Regions from separate parts of the Homo sapiens genome. Here region 1 is linked to region 2. Evidence: read pairs that join two places in POLR2A ChIA-PET (ENCODE). Cell type or tissue: PC-3. All regions are shown on one strand. Links, peaks and the distances in the headings refer to the core of each region. The heading gives the core; the rest is flanking DNA. Region 1 overlaps MIGA2 (mitoguardin 2). Region 2 has its middle 10 kb from the start of IER5L.

What was found. Peaks named below come from ENCODE experiments on the same cell type or tissue, not always from the same donor. Only the 100,000 strongest peaks of a DNase experiment are listed, where the experiment ranks them.
Region 1: POLR2A ChIA-PET joins it to region 2 with 28 read pairs; 9 of 35 experiments call an interaction of 5 or more read pairs at or near these places.

What each region holds. Positions count from the first base shown.
Region 1 is chr9:129,070,156-129,075,452 of GRCh38, forward strand. MIGA2 (mitoguardin 2) reads left to right here. Exons shown (of 16, transcript NM_001329990.2): 16 at 92-1,927. The coding sequence ends at 298. Among named protein-coding and RNA genes, the nearest start is that of DOLPP1, 8.3 kb to the right of the region's middle. RefSeq lists enhancers at 689-1,638, 1,639-2,588. In PC-3, for the core only: no CTCF peak of the experiment used is centred there; no DNase peak of the experiment used is centred there.
Region 2 is chr9:129,165,299-129,170,666 of GRCh38, forward strand. No RefSeq gene overlaps it. Among named protein-coding and RNA genes, the nearest start is that of IER5L, 10 kb to the right of the region's middle. RefSeq lists an enhancer at 1,999-2,988. In PC-3, for the core only: no CTCF peak of the experiment used is centred there; DNase peaks (open chromatin) are centred at 1,893 and 2,933; H3K4me3 peaks cover 667 bases; H3K27ac peaks cover 2,816 bases.

The sequences.
Region 1 (5,297 bases), core at 298-5,297, 95 kb before region 2:
CTGGTGGTGGACAAGGGGACTTCAGGTAACCTGGGGGGCATCATGGTGGGCAGTGGCTGGGCCAGGCCTGACACCAGCCCTGCTCCCCCAGCACCAGATTGTGCAGTACCTGAGGGACATGTTCGACCTGGACAATGTGCGCTACACGTCACTGCCCGCGCTGGCAGACGACATCCTGCAGCTGTCCCGGCGCCGCAGCGAGATATTGCTGGGGTACCTGGGGGTGCCCGCGGCCAGCAGCGCAGGCGTGAATGGGGCGCTGCCCCGAGAGAATGGGCCCCTGGGGGAGCTGCAGTAGAGGCGGCACGGGCTGGGGGGTGGCAGAGAGAAGGCTCCTCCTCCCTTCCCTGGGTTGGTATCTGACAGCTGTGGTGGCTGAGGGCCGTTGCCCCTGACTTTGCCCCACCCCCATCATCTGGGAGTCCCCAAGGCCCAGAGGGGACATTTCCATGGAGAAGAACGGTTCCTGGGGGAAGCAGAGGCCAGGACCAGTGGGGCCTGTGGGAGAGAAAGGCTGTGAGAGAGGGGGTTGTTGTGGAGAATTGGGACAGGCAGAGCCAGGATGCCCCAGGTGGGGGACCCCAAAACCTCCCATCGCTCCAGGGCTGCTGACAAGGGTGCTGGGAGGGTGGAGGTGAAGGATGGGGCCTAGAGCCCTGTGGTGAAGGTCACAGTGTCCTGAGCTAGAAGCCACCTGTGGCTATATGGTCTCAGCATCCAGCTGGCCTGTCCTGATGCCCTCCCCACCTCAACCGCCTTCTCAGAGAGTTTGCAACTCCAGAGAAGGAGAGTGGGGCCACCTTAGTGGGCAGCAGGCCTGGGCCATCCAGAGATGGGGCAGAGGTGGGCCTCCCACTCCTGTGCTCTCTTCTGAGCAGGAACTGGGCCCTTGACAGTGTCCTTTGACATTCCCTCGCCCTACCAAAGATCGTCTTTTCTCCTCCCACCTCTGTCACCACCAAAGACGGGCGGAGGTGGGGCTGGGCCCTCCTGCCCCCGCCCATCCCCCTTCCATGAGCCCAGACCTCCCTGGGTGGTGCTAGGCTCTGAGCTGGGGGCTCAGACCAGGGATCGCTCAGGCCCCTGTCACCTGTGGGCCCGGGGACCACTTGGGGGAGGTCAGAGGATGTATGTGGCCGGACCAGCTTCCCCACCTTCATTAGGACAAGAAACTGCCCAGCACTTTGCCTTCAGTTCAACGCACAAACGCTCCTGGGGCCTCATGGGGGCAGAGCCTCCCCTGGGCCTGCAGAGAGTCCTGTTAGCAGCGACGTCCCCCCGCCGCGGGGTCCTGTCAGCCCGGCAGTGTCTTCTCAGTGTCTTCACCTGAGCGAGTGTCTGTGGCCCCAACGCGTTCTGCTGTGGCTCTGCCCTTTCCAGGTTGAGAGGCCTGCAGGAGAAACACACTCCCCTCCTGGGTTTCCACACTCAGGAGGTCAGAGGACTGGCTCCTGTGACCAGGGCCCCTCTCCCCTGAATGGGAAAGGGGTCTGGGGATGGGAGGGCGCACCACAGAGAGGAGATGATGCTGGGTGTGGCCCATCTTCTGTGGGCCCCTTCCCAGACACCGGATCCATGGGCACTAACCCGCCTCCCAGGCTGATGCCCGGAGGCAGCTTCCTGGGCAGGAGGGTTCCATGGGCACTAACCCACCTCCCAGGCTGATGCCTGGAGGCAGCCTCCAGGGCAGGAAGGACCCTGTGCTCCCCGCCCCCCATCCTGACATCCTGTTCTTTTGCACTTACCCTGTGCTGTGAATGTAACAGTGGGCCTTGGCCCCGCCCACTCTGATTTGCATTTTCATTTGTGTTTGTTTACACATCCATGCACTGCCTGTAGCAGTCGATTGTCACAGCTTCGACTTTTGGATGGTAGAGTGTGTGCACTGACTGTGAGTCGAATAAACAATTGAGACGATTTCCTTCCACTTTGCCATGTTGTTGGTTATGTGCATGGCTGTTTGCTTCTTGGGGCAGAGCAGGGCACCTGCTTTTTGGGGTGCCGTGGGTGAAGGTTCCAGGAGGACAAAGGTCAGGAGAAGCCTGGTGGGGGCTGTGATCCTACTTGGGGCAACTTGACTGCCTGACAGGATCCAGCCATCCCTAGGCAGGGAGGGCCCCGGTGGTCCGCGGGGAAGGGTGGGGAGCGGCCAGTGCCACGCTCAAGGCCATGGATGCAAGGTGGGCAGCCTGGCTGTGGACCCTGCTCAGGCACCATCTTAGGGAAGTCGATTCTCACTGGCCCTCAGTTTCCACATCTGTAAAATGCAGGCACTGGACCGGGCCAAGATGCAGACTCACAGGCTTAAAGGTTGTTACCCCCCAAGCTGTGAGAGCCAGGGGGAGGGGCTGGAACACTGGGAACAGGTCCAAGCCTGCCGGATCGTTACAAGTTTTCATGGGCAGCTGGAAATCACAAGTTTTATTTTACAGGTTTTTAAAAAAGAAACTTTAAAAAAAAATTTCAAATGTATGGAAAAATTGAAAAAACTATATAAAACCAACACTTCTGGTCATGTAATTAACATTTTGACTTTTTTTTTTTTTTCTTGAGACAGAGTCTCGATCTGTCACTCAGGCTGGAGTGCAGTGGCACGATCTCAGCTCACTGCAAGCTCTGCCTCCCAGGTTCACGCCATTCTCCTGCCTCAGCCTCCCGAGTAGCTGGGATTACAGGCACATGCCACCATGCCCAGCTAATTTTTTTGTATTTTTAGTAGAGACGAGGTTTTACCGTGTTAGCCAGGATGGTCTCGATCTCCTGACCTCGTGATCCGCCCGCCTCAGCCTCCCAAAGTGCTGGGATTACAGGCGTGAGCCACCGCTCCCGGCAACATTTTGCCATGTTTATTTCATGTATTTCCAAAATACTTTAGCCTAAGTTTCAGACATGTACTTTACTCTTAAACCTTTAAGCAGAGCTTAAAAACAAGGTAGTCACATTCTTGTAAGTGGGAGTTGAATGATGAGAACACATGGACACACTGCAGGGAACAACACACACTGGGGCCTGTCGGAGGGCAGGGTGTGGGAGAAGGGAGAGCATCAGGAAGAACAGCTAGTGGATGCTGGGCTTAATACCTAGATGATAGGACTGCTGGACACAGTGGCTCACGCCTGTAATCCCAGCACTTTGGGAGGCCGAGGCAGGTGGATCACTTGAGGCCAGGAGTTTGCAACCAGCCTGGCCAACATGGTGAAACCCGTCTCTACTAAAAATACAAAAACTTGGCCAGGCATGGTGGCGGGTGCCTGTAGTCTCAGCTGCTTGGGAGGCTGAGGGACGAGAAGTGCTTGAACCCGGTGGGCAGAGGTTGCAGTGAGCTGAGATCACACCACTTCACTCCATCCTGAGTGACAGAGCGAAACTCCATCTCGAAAAAAAAAAGAGAAAAAAAAACCTAGGCGACAGGATGATGTGTGCAGCAAACCACTGTGGCACATATTTACCTATGTAACAAACCTGCACATCCTGCACATGCACCCCTGAACTTAAAAAACAAAAAAACAAGGTCATTCTCCAGAATAACCACAATACCATGATCACACCTAAAAAAAAAAAAAATTCTCGGGGCCAGGCACGGTGGCTCATGCTTGTAATCCCAGCAGTTTGGGAGGCCGAGGTGGGTGGATCACCTGAGGTCAGGAGTTTGAGATCAGCCTGGCCAACATGGTGAAACCCCATCTCTACTAAAAAAATACAAAAATTAGCCAGGCATGGTGGTGCATGCTTGTAAGCCCAGCTACTTGGGAGGCTGAGGCAGGAAAATCATCTGAACCCGGGAGGCGGAGGTTGCAGTGAGCCGAGATCACACCACTGCACTCCAGCTTGGGCGACAGAGCAAGACTATGTCTCAAAACAAACAAACAAACAAACAAAAATAATTTTCTAATGTCTTTGCTGAAAATAAGAGCTTTTCCCAATCAACTGGGGATGAACTCCATCTCAAAGAAGGATAAATGCTTGAATCTTAGAGATTTTAGAGACATGAGCTGATACAGTAGCCACCTCCAATGCTGGCAAATGTTTGTTTTGGTCTTTTTTTTTTGGAGACAAGGTCTCATTCTGTCACCCAGGCTGGAGTACAGTGGTGTGTGATCTCAGCTCACTGCAGCCTTGACCTCACAAGACTAAGCAATCCTCCCGCCTCAGCCTCCCAAGTAGCTCACCGCCACTCCTGGCTAAGTTTTGTATTTTTTGTAGAGATGGGGTCTTCCTGTGTTGCCCGGGCTGGCCTTGAACTTCTGAGCTTAAGCAATTCCCCCTCCTTGGCCTCCCAAAGTAGGAGGCATGAGCCATTGTGCCCAAATTGTTTTGGTTTGTTTTAAACAGTTTTAATAAGGTATAATTCATACATCATAGATTCACGTGCTTTAATGCTGTTTTAAATAAATTTACAGAGGTGTGTACCAATTACCTCAGTATGGTTTGAGAACATTTCCATCACCCTATGATGCCCACTTATAGTAAATCCCCCAGTCCCAGGCCAGCATCAAGCTACTCTCTGTGTAGACTTGCCTTTTCTGGGCATTTGCTGTAAATGGAATCATCCAATAGGCGGCCTTTGTGGTGGGCTTCTTCAGGTGGAAGCATGTTTTGGAGGTTTATCCATCTGTGGTACGTTTCAGTATTTTATTTCCTTGTTGCTGCACAGTATTCTGCAAATGACCTTTTCCTCTTTTTCTTTCTTTTTTTTTTGAGGAGTGTTGCACTGTCACCCAGGCTGGAGTGCAGTGGTGTGATGTTGGCTCACTGCAACCTCTGCCTCCTGGGTTCAAGCGATTCTCCTGCCTCAGCCTCCCGAGTAGCTGGGACTACAGGTGCCCACCACCAAGCCTGGCTAATTTTTGTATTTATTTTTTTTTTTTTGAGACAGAGTTTTGCTCTTGTTGCCCAGGCTGGAGTGCAACAGCGCCATCTGGGCTCACCGCAACCTCCGCCTCCCGGGTTCAAGCGATTCTCCTGCCTCAGCCTCCCGAGTAGCTGGGATTACAGGCATGCGCCACCACCCTGGCTAATTTTGTATTTTTAGTAGAGACGGTGTTTCTCCATGTTGGTCAGGCTGGTCTTGAACTCCCGACCTCAGGTGATCCACCCGCCTTGGCCTCCCAAAGTGCTGGGATTACAGGCGTGAGCCAACGTGCCTGGCGATTTTTGTATTTTTAGTAGAGGCAGGGTTTTACCATATTGGTCAGGCTGGTTTTGAACTCCTGACCTCATGATCCGCCCACCTCGGCCTCCCAAAGTGCTGGGCTTACAGGTGGGAGACACCATGCCTGGCCATCTCTCAGAGGTTT
Region 2 (5,368 bases), core at 109-5,108:
GGGGAAGGGTCTGATTGGAGGAGGATAGGCAGAGCAATATCTTACTGTTTCCTCTTTAAGCCACTCCCTAGAATGGAGTCCATTCATTCATTCATTCATTCATCCATCACTTCATTCATTCATTCAATCATCAAGCATCTATCCTGAGTGAATGTTGACTGTCAGGCACAGCCAGGTCCTGAAGATAATCAGACACCTTCCTGGGGACTAATCTTTTAAAAAATATGAGTCCTAATCTATGGAAAGACAAAAAAATCCAACAAAGTTTCTAAGGCACTTCCTCCTGTCTCTTCCCCCAACTCCAGAGTAAAAAGATCTTGATTGGGTCCCGCTGGAAAAGATGCATGTTACTTTTTTTTCTTTTGAGACAGGGTTTTGCTCTGTCTCCCAGGCTGGAGTGCAGAGGCACAATCACAGCTCACTGTAGCCTAGATCTACCAGGCTCAAGTGATCCTCCAACCTCAACCTCCCTAGTAGCTGGGACTATAGGTGTGCACCAACATGCCTGGCTAATTTTTTTTTTTTTTGAGATGGAGTCTTGCACTGTCGCCTGGGTTGGAGTGCAGTGGCATGATCTCAGCTCACTGCAACCTCTGCCTCCCATGTTCAAGCGATTCTCCTGCATCAGCCTCCCAAGTAGCTGGGATTACGGGTGCCTGCCACCATGCCCATCTCATTTTTTGTATTTTTAGTAGACACGGGGTTTCGCTATATTGGCCAGTCTGGTCTCAAACCCCTGACCTTGTGATCCGCCCGCCTCGGCCTCCCAAAGTGTAATTTTTGTATTTTTTGTTGAGACGGAGTTTCACTATGTTGCGCAAGCTGGTCTTAGACTTCTGGACTCAAGGGATCCTCCAGCCTCGGCCTCCCAAAGTGCTGGGATTACAGGTGTGAGCCACTACGCCTGGCCTGTTAAGTCATAATTTTGTTCAACAGGAGAGTCAGTAGGAAAACTGTCATGCATTTTGCAATGAAAAGTTATCTGGGCAGAGCTGACCAGTGCCAATATTGCAGCTCTCATTTACTGGGCACTCACTGTATGTCAGACTCTGAGCTGTAGCAGCCTTACTGCACAGGCAGGTGCCCCCATGCATGTCTTCATTTTGCAGACAAGGGACTGGAGGCTCAGGGAGGTGAAGGAAAGAGCTTATTGTCACCTAGAAAGCAGCAGAGCTGGCCAGGCGTGGTGGCTTACCCCTGTAATCCCAGCAGTTTGGGACGCCGAGGCGGGTGGATCACCTGAGGTCGGGAGTTTGAGACCAGCCTGACCAACATGCAGAAACCCCGTCTCTACTAAAAATACAAAATTAGCCGGGTGTGGTGGCGCATGCCTGTAATCCCAGCTACTCGGGACTCAGGAGGCTCAGGCAGTAGAATTGCTTGAACCTGGGAGGCGGAGGTTTCGGTGAGCTGAGATCCTGGGCAACAAGAGCAAAACTGTGTCTCAAAAAAAAAAAAAAGAAAAAAAAAAGCAGCAGAGCATGGTTTGTCTTGAGCTCTATGTGGCTTTGGAGGCTGAGCTTGGAACTGCCAGCCTGGGCTTTGGACGGGCACCCTGGGTAGGGGTGGTCCTGGGTAGAGATGGCCCTGGGAATCCCTCCGGTGCTTGGCCTTGTGCCTGGTGGTCCACAGTCTCACAGTCACTCATCTGATATTTAACAACTTACAATGAGGAGTGCTCCACAAGGAACCCTCACATAGCTTGGGATGCTCTCCCATGTTCCGTCTTTGCTGAGGGTCCCTTGGATGGGTGTGTTTGTGGGGCATAGTCTCTGGGGGAAGAGGGGCAGATCCTGGATTGGTCTGGAGCCCCAGCTGGCCCCGCACAACTAGGAAAACTGGTTGGGGCGGCTGACTCAGGGTGTGTTTATACTGGCGTACTCCCCGCCCCCTCCCTCCCTCAGGCACCCTCCCCTCCCGTCCCTGACCCGGGAGAGGAAGGAAGTTCCTATAACGTTCATAGTTGCCACTAGTTCTGCGTGTTGTGCATTGGGCACGGAGCAGGAAGACCTTCACAGGTTGTAACTGGTCCCAGCTTCCTTTGAGGAGACTGAGTCTCAGAAAAGTCAGGCTGCTCCCTCGATCCTACAGGGGCAAAGCTGGGATTGGAATCCAGCTCTGACTGATGCCCCGGATGGAACTCTCATCCACTGTGATTAGAATACAATCTGAGCACCTCCTGCTTTTCTTTCTGGCCCCATCTCCTGCCTCTCCCACTTGCCCTCTCTCTCAGCCAGTTCTATGAACATGCTAAATTTATTCATTTTCTTTTTTTTCTCTCTCTCTCCTTTCTTTTCTTCTTCTTTTTTTTTTTTTTTTTTTTTTGCCGGAGTTTCGTTCTTCTTGCCCTGGCTAGAGTGCAATGGTGTGATCTTGGCTCACTGCAACCTCCGCCTCCCGGGTTCAAGCGATTCTCCTCTGTCAGTCCCCCAAGTGGCTGGGATTACAGGTGCACACACCAGCATGCCCAGCCAATTTTTGTATTTTTAGTAGAGACAGGGTTTCGCCATGCTGGCCAGGCTGGTCTCACCCTGACTTCAGGTGATCTGCTCGCCTTGGCCTCCCAAAGTGCTGGGATTAAGGCGTGGGCCACCGCGCCTGGCCTCATGTGTTTAGTCTTCACCTTTTCCGTTCCTTCTGCCTGGAATGCTCCTCCACCGTTGTTTGTCCAGCTGCTATGGTAGAGACTTCTAGCGCTCATCCATGTGTACTCGCCTTTCCTTCCCAGTTACCCAAGAAAACTGCTTTTCCCAGCCCCCTTGCAGTTAGATGAGGGCCTGGGACTCATTCTGGCCAATGTGCTCTGAGTGTGAGTGAGGAGAATCACTTCCAGGCTGAGGCCATGAAGAGCCCTTGCAGGACTCCCCAGCTCTCATTCTGTGCCACGGTGGAGATTCTGGAAGCCTTGTGTTGAGATAGACGCAGGCTGAATTGCTGAGTCACCGTATGGAGGGCAGCAGCCTAGGAGACCTGGCAGTCTGACTCAGACTTTGCATGGTCAAGAAACAAATCCTTTCTACCTGCTGGAGATCTTAAAAGAGAAAGAAATCCTTGTGTTAAATCTTTGAGATGCAGGGATTAATTTGTTACTGCAGCATAGCCTGTCGTATACTAATAGAGCTGATCTGTTCAGGTGTCAGTTGAAATATCACCTTCTCTGATCAAAATATCTAAACTGGTGCCACCCCCACCCCCTCCCCCTCCAACCAGTCCTTTCTTTTTTTTTGAGACTTTTTTTTTTTGAGTCTCGTTCTGTCATCCAGGCTGGGGTGCAATGGTGCTGTGATCTTGGCTCACTCCAGCAGCTGCTTCCTAGGTGCAAGTGATTCTCCTGTCTCACTTTCCGAGTAGCTGGGATTACAGGCACGCGCCTCCACGCTAGGCTAATTTTTGTATGTTTGGTAGAGACGGGGTTTCACCATGTTGGCCAGGCCGGTCTTAAACTCCTGGCCTCAACTGATCAGCTCACCTCGGCCTCCCAAAGTGCTGGGATTACAGGCATGAGCCACGGGCCCTTACCAATTTTTCTAGCACTGTGTTTATTTTCCTGAAACACTTATCTACTTGTTTGTTGCCTTGTGTATTGTCTGCACACCTCCCCCCACCACTAGAATGTAAGCTCTATGAGGGGAGGGCCCTTCGTTTGTCTTGTTCATGGCTGCATCCTTGGTGCCTAGCACAGTGCCTGGCATATATAGGTACTCAATAAATATTTGAATGGGTGAATGTGTGTATATTTATTTTTTGAGACAAGGTCTCACTGTCACTAAGGCTGGAGCGCAGTGGTGCAATCATGGCTCACTGCAGCCTCGACCTCCTGGGCTCAAGCCATCCTTTTGCCTCAGCCTCCCAAGTAGCTGGGACTACAGGCGGGCACCACCATGCCTGGCTAATTTATTTTTTGTAGATGCAGGGTCTCACCATGTTGCCCAGACTGGTCTCGAACTCCTGGGCTCAAGCTAGCCTCCTGCCTCGGCTTCCCAAAGTGCTGGGATTACAGGTGTAAGCCACCGGGCCTTGCCTGAATGCATTTACTGAATGAATGAAACAGGCAGATAACCACACTCACAGGTAGACATGGAATTTGATATTGGTACCTGTGTTTTTCTTTTTTATTGGAGTAAATATATTTACTGATATCCACTTTATATCTAGTTCAGTTACACAATCTGTAAATATAGGTGGCACAGTGGCTCACGCCTGTAATCCCAGCACTTTGGGAGGCCGAGGCTAGTGAGGTCAGGAGTTTGAGACCAGCCTAGCCAACATGGTGAAAACCCCGTCTCTACTAATATAAAAAAATTAACAAGGCGTGGTGGCACACGCCTGTAATCGCAGCTACTCGGGAGGCTGAGGCAGGAGAATTGCTTAAACCTGGGAGGTGGAGGTTGCAGTGAGCCGAGATTGCACCACTGCACTCCAGCCTGGGTGACAAGAACTAAACTCTGTCTCAAAAAAAAAAAAAAAAAAAAAAAAATATATATATATATATATATATATGTGCATTTTTTCTTTTGGATATCACCATGGTCCTTCTACCTGTGTTTTTCTTTTCTTTTTTTTTTTTCTGAGACGGAGTCTCACTCTGTCACCCAGGCTGGAATGCAGTGGCAAGATCTTGGCTCACTGCAACCTCCATCTCCCGGGTTCAAGCGATTATCCTGCCTCAGCCTCCCAAGTGGCTGGGATTACAGGCACCTGCCACTACGTTCAGCTAATTTTTTGTATTTTTAGTAGAGACGGGGTTTCACCATGTTGACCAGGCTGGTCTCAAACCCCTGACCTTGTGATTCACCTGCCTCGGCCTCCCAAAGTGCTGGGATTACAGGTGTGAGCCACCGCGCCCAGCCTCTACCTGTGTTTTTCTTACTCGGATGGGACACAAAGCCTCAGATCATCAGAAAGCTGGAAGCAATGGTTTCTTTTCTGACTCTTGGAATATCAGAGCTGGCTTAGAACCTTCTGTCTTCTCACTCTGTCTTTACAGATGAGGGAATATGGGCCCCTTAGGGAAGTGACTCATCCCAGGGCCCAATTTAAGTCTGTGGCTGAGCCAGAACCTGTGTCTGGGTCTCTGTACTCCTGGTCCAGTGCTCTGTCCACTGAGCTTTGCCTCTTCCTCTTTAGTTTCAGCCCAAGTTCTGAAAATATTTCCTGAGTATGTTTGCCTCTTCCTGCCCACCTTGCCGCGTAATCCTGTGACTCTGAGCAAGTCAGTGGCGATTGATGGCTGGGACTGGGTGGGGCTGAGACAGCGGTCAGAGATGAGAGAGGAGAAGGAACGAGACTCCCTCCGCAGTGCTCCTCAACCATGTCCTGGAGCTGAGCTTGTTGTTTTGTCTCACACCTCTTAAAAAAAAAACCAGAG